Regions from separate parts of the Homo sapiens genome. Here regions 1, 2 and 4 are each linked to region 3. A link is a contact called in ENCODE Hi-C or POLR2A ChIA-PET data. All regions are on one chromosome and are shown on one strand. The core of a region is the stretch at or near the end of the contact, and the rest is flanking DNA. Distances in the headings are between cores, read along the strand shown.

Region 1 (2,897 bases), core at 262-2,761, 100 kb after region 3:
TGCCTCTCACTGCTGCTGGTGATCGTTGGTTCCCTGCATTCCTTGGCTTGCGGCTGCATCACTGCAGTCTTTGCCTCTGTTGTCACACAGCCTTCTACCTTCAGTGTGTCTGTCTTCACGTGGCCTTCTTACAAGGACACCAGTCATTAAATTCAGAGCCTACAGTAATCCAGTACGACCTTGACTTGTTAATGACATCTGCAAAGACCCTATGTCCAAATAAGGCTACATTCACAGGTACCGGGTAATTCCGAGGACACCATTTAACCCAGCTGAGCCTGGCAGTTAATATTCTCACAACCACAAACTCATCCGTGACCCAGGTGAGTCCCTTCTCATTCTGGGCATCTGGTTTCCACCTATAAAATGAAAGGGGTGACTGGAGTCGCTCTAGGCCCCAGCCCAGCCCAGAAGCACTGGGTGTCCTTAGACACTCCTGGACCGGGTCTCAGGTAGGTAAGCCGGGCATCAGGAACAGGACTGAGGAGGCCGAGGCCTGTGTGTGTTTCATGTTGCTGCAGGCGAGGGACGTGCACTGGCTGTCACTGCAGACACTGCAGCCATTGCTGAGGATTTCTGAAGTCCTGAGCCCCTAGGTTCCTGGGAACAATGAAGCTTGAACTCTGTGGCCAGAATCATAGCCCAGAGCTATACTAAGACTCAGTCCTGCCCAGCCCCCTTTTATCACCTAATTCATGGCACAAGTGCAAACTCACATTCTTGTCCAAAGAGGAGTTGGAACAAACTGGATTTAGCGCAGCAGATTCTGAGGGACATCTGAGGTCATGAACTGAGCGGGCGTGTGCTGCTGAGTCAACTCACACAGGCTGCCAGGTACCATCCTCAGACTCCGCAGGAGAGGGTGGGGAATGGGAGAAACTGGAAGAAGCTTCCAAGAGGAATTTGTGGCAAACCTGCTTTACCGTGTTGGTTCCCTTTGGGTAACCAGATTGCAATAAAAACAACAAAGACACTCTCCTCGTGTATGAGAACTTCACACCTCATGAAAAGCTTTATACCTGTTCGCTTGTTTGATTTGATTCTAAAAAGTTGTGTGCAAACAGGGACTTTGATTGCAGTTTTCCAGATAAAGAAACTAAAGCTCAGAGTGGTGCCACACAGGGTCCCTCCCAGGGGCTGCTTCTGATGGCTCATTCAGGAGGGAGACCTTTAGAATTACTGCCCAAATCTCCACCCCAAGGCACCCAACACAGTGTCAGCGTAATCATCTTCCATGGGGACACTCTGTTCTCACATTCTTGTGTAAAGTATGAATACCTGCATTTTATGGAAGATTGCTATTTGTATTGATTTATAACATACAATATAAATGAAAGCAGTGTGTTTGCTATGCAAACACAGGTTCAAGACCAGCCCAGAAGACCCCTCCCAGCACCTAAGCCGTTCCAGATGGGCCTCCTGGAGTGATCACAGTTGTTCTGACTCACAGGAGGCCAGCCAGGATGCTGCCAGGGAGGCTGCCTGTGTGAGCACGCCGTCTGCAGAAGGCAGTCTCACTCTGCTAAGACAGACAGCTTAGCGCCGGGCTCCTGCTGAGGACACTGCCCCGGGGAGAAACCCTGGGCCACCCCACTCACTGTTCTAGTCCCGGGCGGGGCCGGCAGGGCCTGGGCAGGTCAGACTTTGCTGTGGGGCTGGTTTCCACAGTGAGGGAGGAGCCGGTTCCGCTGCTGACTGGTGGGCAGCTCAATGCTTTGGCCAGTCAATGACATGGCCATTAGGCAAATATTTGGGGCTTGATTTTGGTTATGGTTTTTAAAATAGAAAATGAATAAATTAGGCTTGGGGAAGTGGTGTTTTACAGTCACGTGGGAGGAACAGGCATTGAATCTGATTGTCCTTGGGCTGCAGCTAGAATTGCAGCCTCGCCTCTGTGGCATTTAGGCGTTGGCTTAACCACAAATCACAGACCAGAGAAGGCCTCAGTGTCAGAGAAAGGCCTGGAAAGAAGGAAGCAGACACAGAGAGCCACGGACTCACCCAAGGTCACACAGCTCATATCGGGTGATTGAACTGTGTGGGGGTGGAATCACATCTGTCCAGGACATCAGCATGTCACTGGCACCCATCTGGCACCTGGCAGGGAGTGGGTGTCCATTACGTGGGATGACTGTGTGTAGGAGGGAGGAAGGCAGGCAGGGAAGGAGGGAGCGGCAGAGAGCGAGGACACAGGGCTCTCATTGTCCAGGCCCTGTGCTCTGCATCACCACTCTGAGCTTGACAGACAGAAACGGGAGACAGCGGGAGCAAGCTGTGAACAAGGGAAAGGAAGGATGGAGCAAGATGGAGAGGGTGTGGGGCCCAGAGTGGGCTCTACTTTCTCAAGCCATGCCTGACTGTCCTTGGTGATGACTCGGGCAGAGAAAGAAGAGGTACCCCAGAATGTTCTCCCCAATAATCCTGGCCCCGCGCACCCGTGCCATGGACTCTGATACCAGGCTCCCTGCCTCTTCTGCTGGAGTCCTGTGGGAAGAGGGAAGGGGAAGCTGAGAGAGAAGAGAGGGCAGGCACTCACCTTCCAGTAGGGAAGCAGCAGCAACCCTTAAATCTGCTCTGTCTTTTACCTCTGACAATCACAGGCCACGTGTAATTTGATCCCTGAAACAGCCCGGTGAGGTTCCCATTCCACAGACACAAAAAGAGAATCCCTCTGGGCTCTTGCCACATTCCTGTATGATTAGTTTTCTGGTAAACATGAATAAACCAAACTAAAAAGGGCTGTTAGTGTATTTAATTTAACAAGGAGTAATTCCTCAGTAAATCCAAGGACAGAATCTCTAATGGGCTTTGCTGATGAACTGGTCAGGAGATATTTGGAGTCCAAAAAATCTCAGCAACCACAGCTCAGTTAGCATTCTATCGAACATTTACTAGGT
Region 2 (2,700 bases), core at 165-2,664, 72 kb after region 3:
GGTGAAACCCCGTCTCTACTAAAAATACAAAAAATTAGCCAGGCGTGGTGGTGGGCGCCTGTAGTCCCAGCTACTCGGGAGGCTGAGGCAGGAGAATGGTGTGAACCTGGGAGGCGGAGCTTGCAGTGAGCAGAGATCGCGCCACTGCACTCCAGCCTGGGTGACACAGCGAGACTCAGTCTCAAAAAAAGAAAAAAGAAAAAGGAAAAAAGAAATATACGGCTGTTGATAGGGGTTTCTAATGAACACGAGAGTCCCAATTTATGACATCTACACAATGCTAGTCAAAAGCAATGGAGTTGGGCTCTTTAGTCAACTCAGCCCCTTCGTTGTGAAATGTACATTTTCATCAGGCTATTTGGAATCACAGAAACCATTGCTATCTTTGAGGATTTCTGGTAGACTAGGGCCCAAAAGTTAGAGCTTCTGGACTAGACTGACTATGAGCATTTTACAGACAAGGAAAGTGGAGCCCAGAGGGAAAAGCAGCTTGTCCAAAGCCACACAGAGCATCAGTAGCAGGTCTGGGACTAGAAGCAGGTCTCCCATTCGCTTCCCTGGGTCCTTTCTTCAGCACTTGGACACCCGTTAGTTCTTAAGCTGGAAAGCAGGAGAAGCACATAGGACCCTTTCACAGAACCTCAGCTGTCTGGACCTGCTGATGCTTTTACAGATCCAGACCTAAGCAGGAATGGGGAGTGACAGCTTATCGCTCCCGCCATAGTGAGAGGTGAAGCCGGCTGGGCTTCTGGGTCAGGTGAGGACTTGGAGAACTTTTCTGTCTAGCTAAGGGATTGTAAATGCACCAATCAGCGCTCTGTGTCTAGCTAAAGGTTTGTAAACACACCAATCAGCACTCTGTAAAAACGCACCAATCGGCACTCTGTGTCTAGCTAATCAGGTGGGGACCTAGAGAACTTTTCTGTCTAGCTAAAGATTGTAAATACACCAATCAGCACTCTGTAAAAACACACCAATCAGCGCTCTGTAAAATGGACCAATCAGCTCTCTGTAAAATGGACCAATCAGCTCTCTGTAAAATGGACCAATTAGCAGGATGTGGGTGGGGCCAAATAAGGGAATAAACGCAGGCCACCCGAGCCGGCATCGGGAATCCAGTCGGGTCCCTTTCCAGGCTCAGTAAGCTGTGTTCTTTTGCTCTTGGCAGTAAATCTTGCTGCTGTTCACGCTTTGGGTCCACACTACCTTTAAGAGCTGTAACATTGACTGTGAAGGTCTGCGGCTTCACTCCTCAAGTCAGCAAGACCACGAACCCACCAGAAGGAAGAAACTCCGGACACACCATCTTTAAGAACTGTAACACTCACCTCGAGGGTCTGTGGCTTCATTCTTGAAGTCAGAAAGAACAAGAACCCACCAATTCCAGACACAATAGAATCCAAGTTCTGCCAAGTGTGGTAACACCCAGCTCACGAATGACTGCGACTCTTATCTTCGAGGTGACTCATCCTGGCAGCAGAATGAGCTCCGGCCAAAGGCACAGTGACATCCTAAAGCCCGCCCTCACTGTCTCTCTCCATCTCATGTTTAGCCAGAAAAGGCAAAAGCCAGTCCTTTCGTGAAATCAAACAGGCAAGTATCCCTCAGGGCTCTCTTGGCTCTGGCTAAAGTTGCTGGGACTCACGGGTTAGAAGAGACCCTACAGAGGCTTGTTACAGAGGCCTATCACCGAGGAAACACAGAACACTGGTAATGTAGGAGCCATGGGGCATTTGCTGCACAAGGTGAATTCTGTTTTACTGTTTAAACGATGGCACTGCGATATCTTTGATCTTTTTTCTTCCTCAGGGAAGTGGGTGATGGAAATGTCGGTTCTTTGTTATTGTAAGTTAAACTGCCTTTGGCTAAGCCCTGTGGTAACCCTGCTACTGTGCGGTAGGGCACTCACACCTCTGGTGTCTCATCATTAGGTCTTAATTCTGACATTATACATGCCCATGCTCCTTCCTGCAGAGATGTGAGAAAACCAGAAGCTTTAAAAAATCAAGTAAGTTTAAATTTGGGGCTCCCCAAGTCAACCTTCCAGGTAAATTCTCCTTTGTTAATGACACACTGTGCAGACAGCAGGCCTCATCCATTCCTTCAATAAACATTGAGTGGTGCTGCGAATCCAGGCTTTGTGTGAGGACCCGGGAATGAATGAGTGGGTGAGTGAGTGGTGAGTGAATGAATGAGCAAGTACCATCGTCTGTCTTGGGGGCACCTCCACACCACCCTTTTCATTCCCAGTTACACTTGAAATTCTTTGTCGAATGTCTGTTTCCCATTAGAACATTAGCCCATGAGTGCAAGGACTATTTGTCTCATTTATCACTCTGAGCCCAGCCCCAGGCACATCCATATTTGTTAAATGAAGGATGGTTAGTTGGATGACAGGATGGATTGGTGAACAAATGATCAAATAAACGAATAGGTGAGATATAGTGGGTTTCACCAAATATTTTTCATGTCCTTATTTATTCATTTTTATGTATTTTCACTCTCCTCTATTCATTTTTTTGATAGCTTGCTTTATTCCAGAAAGGATTTGAGGCAACTTCATCAGAAGTGAAAGTTTTAATTTTGGGTTCCAAAGAAAACATTTCAGAATGTGTTGCCAAATCTTAGCTCATCATAATTTGGAATTGGACAACATTCCTGAGCACGTGTCCCAGGCAAGGTGGGCCATGGAGGGACCAT
Region 3 (2,700 bases), core at 5-2,504:
TTGGCAGCCATGCTGCAGGAGGGGACACCAGCCTTGGGGGAGAGCCGTCTGTTAGCTCCTCACTTCTCGGGTCTTGCCCAACCCTGCCTTCATAAACACTAGAAGAATCCTCCTTGTGAGTGGGATGATATGCCCAGGAATGTTGTGGTAGGGCTAGGAGAGGACAGGGAGAGTCAGCTGCCTTGCCAAGAGCCCAGGACGGGAGGTCCTGGGCCAGGTGGATAGCACCTCCCTCAGCCTCAGAACTCAGAGGCTGGCTCAGAGCCAACACCATTCTGCCCAGTTGTCAATGAAGACTTTCACTCTTAAGAGGGTGAAGGGCAAAACCTAAAGGATTTTTCCAACAGTTGTACTCTGATTGCGGAAACCAAAGGAAAGAGTCATGGGTTCTGACGAAAGGTTAGAAAAGCTTTTGGGAGGAGAAGGCATTGAACCTTGATGAGTGGGAAGTTTAACTTCTGGGAAAGTTAAACTGAAATTCATCTGAGCCGCATTATGCTCTTGGCTGTCCTTCCTTTTACCCTATTCAAACCAATGTAGTCAGCTTACCTCCCGTCTTGGGCAGGGCCTGGGGTGGGAGTAGAGCTGGGGTGAGGTGGGACCACAGTGAATCAGACCCAGCCCCTGCCCACCAGGACCTGTAGTCTGGTCACTGATAATCCAGTAGAAGGCAGTAAATTGTGAGTGCCATAGAAAAGGTACCTTGTGGGGGGCTCGCAGGACAGACCATCACACCTGGCTGGGGATCAGGAATGCTTCATGGGGCAGTTCCTCTTTGAGATGTGTGCTGAGGGATGGGCAGGGCTTTTGAGTGAAGGAAGGAGGGTAGATGTGAGTCTCTATTATAATTCTCCGGCAAAAATATTCTGGTTTCTCTCTCTTAGTGGGTAGATTGGTAGGAAGATAAGGTTGGTTTTGGTAGGCTTTTTCTCTTTCAGGTATCCGATACCCACTCCTCACCTTAAAAGATATCTGTGTCTGTTAACTGTCCTTCTTAGGTCCAGAATCAAACTCATCTGTCAATGGGCTCCATGGATAGGGACCAGCAGGGGAGTTAATGGCCCTGGAGACAGAAGGGGCAGGAGGTCAGGAGTCAGGGCTTCGGGAGCAGCCAAGGGGCATTGGGAGGAAAGAGACTGCAGAGAGACTGAAAGGTAACTCATTACGTGACAAAGACTTACTGTTATTACTGATAATTTGCAGCAGGCACTGTGTTGGGAACTGGGTATCCTAAGATGAGGATAGCAGGGCGTCTGCCCCAGGGACCCCCCGCACGGAGGTGGCTGTGTCGGCAACAGTGGTGTCACAGTAGGTAAGTGCAGCGAGCAAAACAGGCCACAGAAGTGCGCACTGGTCCACGGTGACCCCAAGGAGGACATGATCCCCCTTGTCTGGGAGGTAAGGACAGCAGGCAGCCCACCTGCAGCTGGGAGTGGTGATGGGAGAAGCTGCCGGGCTGGCTTCTTGCAGGTCGGCTCTTAGAGTTGGGCCTTTTTGGCCAATTAAATGGTCTCACCTCTCCCTTAAATTCAAGAACTTTCTCCATGAATTCTCAGTCCTGTGCTCACCCAGCCTCTGCTGCCTCTTTTGCTGTTGGGTGGCTGTGGTCGCCACAGGTTCTGCTGCATTTTAGAGACCGAGTCAGCCTTCTGGACTTCCCACCTGCTGGGTAAAACTCAAGTAACATGTGAGAGCCGCGCTCCTCAGGCCCCACCCCCTGTGGGTGATTGATTTCTAAGTAGGGGAAGCCCGCCCTCCTCAGGTCCCACCCCTTGTAGATGATTGATTTCTAAAGTAACAAGTGAGAGCCAAGCTCCTCAGGCCCCACCCCTTCTGGATGATTGATTTCTAAGCAGGGGAAGCCCGCTCTCCTCAGGCCCCACCCCTTGTAGATGATTGATTTCTAAAGTAACAAGTGAGAGTTGCGCTCCTCAGGCCCCACCCCTTGTAGATGATGGATTTCTAAGCAGGGGAAGCGCGGCCGCCCCGGGTTAGACACGCGTCTGTTTGCTTGCAGATGTGCACACACTGTCTCCGGCTTCTTCTGTGGCTTGGTAGAAGCCCCAGCTTTTTAACTTATTAAGCACAGCTCTTCCCTCTGTAGGACTGCAGGCAGGACAGTCCTCTTCCCGGGCTCACCGCAACATTCAGTAGCTGCTTTGAAGGAACAGAATAAGGTTGCCACATGCCAGTCTGTCCTCCGATCACTTCAGGGTTCCACTCACCGTGGGTTCAAGGCTTCTTTGATTCTTTGTTTCCTTTAGTTTTCATTCTCTCCTCTTCAGAACAAGAGTAGATGGTTCGGTGTATGCAAATATCACAGTTCCAGGTAACTTGAAGGAGCAGTTTGGATTTAGGTATTCATTCTTACTTTTATAGGACTGTAGATATCTCTTTATGCAAATAAGACTTACTATTGTATTATAAGAGCAATAACCATGCACTGCTTCAAATGACATCATTTACATTTTTATTTTTGCAATAAGAATATATTTAGGCAACAGAATCAATGCTGCTTTTTGAGAGGTATTTTCTAATTTCTAATGTTGATGGGTTCAAAGACTTGCTATGAGTACATGGGTCACAGACACCACCTCATGCAAAGCAGAAAGGAAATAAATCAAGGAATGAGAACGAGAGCCAACACCATTCTTTCTTTCTTTTTTTTTTTTTTTGAGACAGAGTCTTACTCTGTTGCCC
Region 4 (2,721 bases), core at 200-2,699, 97 kb before region 3:
TTTGATAACCATCACCCTAAGCTATATACTTAGTATAGATACAAATAAAAAAAAATTGCCAGGCGTGGTGGTTTGTGCCTGTAACCCCAGCTCCTCAAGAGGCTAAGGCAGGAGGATTGCTTGAGGCCAGGAGTTTGTGATCAGCTTGGGCAACACAGCAAGACCCTGTCTCTCCAAAACAAACAAACAAAACCAAACAACCAGGCCTGATGGTGTGCACCTGTAATGCCAGCTACTCAAGAGACTGAGGCAGGGGGATTATTTGTGCCCAGAAGTTTGAGACTGTAGTGAATTGGTGAGTTATGATCACACCACTGGCACTCTAGCCTGGGTGACAGAGTGTGACCCTGTCTCTAAAAATGAATAACTGAATGATGAATGAATTTCCTAAATAAATATTAAGGGCCAAAAGTTTAAGTGGGCATAGAATCAGCAAAAATAAGGAATTAGGATCCAATTCTTTACCATTCATGTTCAATCTTCCCACAGTTTCCTAAAAGGCTTCATTAGTAACAAGTTGCTTCAAAGCTAATAAAAATTACCAGTAATCTAATGTCCAGAGTAACTCTGACCTGATGAATACTGATAAGCACTCCATGCTGTTTACTCTGCAGACTATATGGATGAAAGTCAGCTGGTGTGACAGTGGCACACGCTTACTTAGCTCCAGGGACATATTTAACTAAATTTAGCACACGATCTTAGCACTCAACATGTTCTCATTCATTCCCGGGGGAATGAATGGTGAAAATAACGACTAGAATGATGAACACAAGCCAAATCACTTCATTCATTTTTTTAAAGATCCTTCTATAACCTAGTAAAATATTAGGTCTTGTCACACCTGAAAAATCAATGATTTATCTTTGAGCTAAACCACTAGGGGGTGCTTCGCAAGGATGAGGCAAGGATCTGAATTATTTTATATTTCTGGCAGTAACCAACCGCTTCTGGAGGATCCATTCTTTGAACAAATCAATACAAAAATACGTTTTGTCTTTTTCCTGCTCTGGAAGTTCCAAGCACTTCAGTGGCTTCTAGGGCAAAACCCAAACGTACTCAAGACCTGGCATTGAAGACTCTTCAGATTCTCACTCCACGCCTCATCACCACACTAACTCTTCTTTCAAGCTTCTCCTACCTTTGTGTTCTGGGCCTTGCCAGGAGGAGGGCCTGCTACTCAGCTTGGCAGAAACTCCAACTCATCCTTCAAAACCCGGCTGAGGCGTCCCTCCTGCAAAACTTATCTGACTTTTGACCCCGAATTTTGCAGCACTCAGGCTAGACAGAAAAGATAAGAAAGATGACATGGTCTGTCTTACCCAGGAGTCAGTGTGACGATGGCTTCGGCTCCGCTGAGTCTGATGGCGCATAAGGGCCCGTCCCAGCGACCCACCGGCCGGGGCTCTCCTCCGGCCCATGGCAACACGACCGCTGGACGAAGCTTCCCGGCTCGGCGCGTGCAGTTTCCGGGATTCACAGTTCGATCCCCGGAAGTGACGATAAGCGAGCCCAAGTAGTTCAGGCTCAAACTTGAGAGGGGAAAGCAGAATGACTTGTTCTCAAGTTCTCCTTTTACGTCTCGATTTTACCAGTATTATAGAATATAAGTGAAAAAATGGTTCTGGGAAATTTTCGATAGATTTCCTGGCGAATGTCTCGAGTTTGGATAAATGACTGAGTTAAAAGAATGGTCCATTCTTAATTTGTGCGTCGGTCTTTAGCGTCCGGCGAGAAACTAGAGCACGTCGGAAACATGGCGGTTCCTATTCGCGGCACTAGCTCCGCCTTCCGCTGCTTCCGTCAGGAGGACGCGGAGACTCGGAGGAAGAGTGTTTCGGTGGCGCTGGGACGGGGGCGTTTCCCAGCGCTGGTTTTCTGCTGGCGTCCCGAGGTGTGGTCTCTCCGAGGTCCAGCACAGCAACTAACTTTTTGTTTATCTAGCCGACCCCAGCTGCGAACTGGGGAGAAAAGTCTTCGCCTGGATGTGAATTTGGAATGAGAGGCTGAATAGTATTTCCAGAGCTTGGCAAGGTTGTAGGAAAAGCCAACAGGAAGTGACTTACGCTTTATTTCAAAGAAAAAAAAAATGTTTAAACAGTTCTAATTATATTTTCATTACCCTTTTTAAAAATAATTAAAATGAAAGTGAAAACAGTGAGCCAGCTCCACTCCTAGAGGCCTGGGCTTTTGTTCCTCACTTGAATGTTTGATTTCCCTATAATGGGAATAATAGAAAGTCAGCTTAGAGTGGCTGGTGAACTACATTCTCATTGATCCAGAGAACCATCTCTTTGTTTTGATGCTTGGAGAGAGGAAGCAGCTTGAGCAAGTCGTAGATTGAGTGCGTGCAGTGTCAGGAATAAACCCAAGTCTTGTCACTAGCCTGTACACCCCTGGGGAGAGTGGGGAATGAGGGTTGTTAACATGTATTATTTATTTATTTTTATCTTTTGAGACAGAGTCTCGCTGTCCCCCAGGTGGAGTGCAAAGGCATGATCTCGGCTCACTGCAACCTCTGCTTCCCGGGTTCAAGTGATTCTCCTGCCTTAGCCTCCCGAGTAGCGGGAATTACAGACACGTGCCACCGCACCCAGCTAATTTTTGTATTTTTAGTAGAGACAGGGTTTGACTATTTTGGCCAGGCTGGTCTCGAACTCCTGACCTCAGGTGATCGCCCGCCTCGGCCTCCCAAAGTGCTAGGATTACAGGTATGAGCCA

Evidence for each region. Hi-C counts contacts between places; a loop is a spot of excess contacts on that map. ChIA-PET counts read pairs that join two places held with the same protein, here RNA polymerase II (POLR2A). Pooled maps may share reads with other maps.
Region 1: a map of PC-9 shows a loop between it and region 3 (6-fold over the local background). The contact joins the enhancer-like site here to the promoter of LINC01972 in region 3. A Hi-C loop is called at or near these places in 8 of 168 maps with a recorded cell type or tissue (PC-3, PC-9, cardiac septum and 4 more) and 3 of 50 pooled maps. POLR2A ChIA-PET finds 5 or more read pairs at or near these places in 3 of 52 experiments (A549, MCF 10A and PC-9).
Region 2: a loop to region 3 is called in a map of PC-9, with 2.1 times the contacts of the local background. The contact joins the enhancer-like site here to the promoter of LINC01972 in region 3. A Hi-C loop is called at or near these places in 2 of 168 maps with a recorded cell type or tissue (PC-9 and endothelial cell of umbilical vein) and 1 of 50 pooled maps. POLR2A ChIA-PET finds 5 or more read pairs at or near these places in 4 of 52 experiments (H1, OCI-LY7, Panc1 and 1 more).
Region 4: a loop to region 3 is called in a map of CD8-positive, alpha-beta T cell, with 21 times the contacts of the local background. The contact joins the promoter of LSG1 here to the promoter of LINC01972 in region 3. A Hi-C loop is called at or near these places in 37 of 168 maps with a recorded cell type or tissue (B cell, CD4-positive, alpha-beta T cell, CD4-positive, alpha-beta memory T cell and 22 more), 26 of 37 single-sample maps with no recorded cell type and 41 of 50 pooled maps. POLR2A ChIA-PET finds 5 or more read pairs at or near these places in 27 of 52 experiments (A549, AG04449, B cell and 23 more).

Annotation. Positions count from the first base shown.
Region 1 is chr3:194,870,145-194,873,041 of GRCh38, forward strand. No RefSeq gene overlaps it. Among named protein-coding and RNA genes, the nearest start is that of LINC01972, 100 kb to the left of the region's middle. Within about 2 kb of position 1,512, at least 29 of the 41 ENCODE cell types and tissues checked have a DNase peak (open chromatin) inside an H3K27ac peak, as active enhancers do; they include PC-3, PC-9, heart left ventricle and 2 more, where a contact is called at or near this core.
Region 2 is chr3:194,839,722-194,842,421 of GRCh38, forward strand. No RefSeq gene overlaps it. Among named protein-coding and RNA genes, the nearest start is that of LINC01972, 72 kb to the left of the region's middle. RefSeq lists an enhancer at 507-1,706. Within about 2 kb of position 1,415, at least 3 of the 41 ENCODE cell types and tissues checked have a DNase peak (open chromatin) inside an H3K27ac peak, as active enhancers do; they include PC-9 and endothelial cell of umbilical vein, where a contact is called at or near this core.
Region 3 is chr3:194,767,455-194,770,154 of GRCh38, forward strand. LINC01972 (long intergenic non-protein coding RNA 1972) reads right to left here and starts at 1,255. Exons shown (of 3, transcript NR_146990.1): 1 at 1,182-1,255; 2 at 961-1,063. The region is part of intron 3 of LINC01968 (long intergenic non-protein coding RNA 1968); the gene reads left to right. All of the region lies in intron 2 of LOC105374292 (a long non-coding RNA gene), which reads left to right. RefSeq lists enhancers at 1,746-2,040, 2,156-2,255 and a silencer at 1,886-1,985.
Region 4 is chr3:194,670,742-194,673,462 of GRCh38, forward strand. LSG1 (large 60S subunit nuclear export GTPase 1) reads right to left here and starts at 1,450. Exons shown (of 14, transcript NM_018385.3): 1 at 1,323-1,450. The coding sequence starts at 1,421.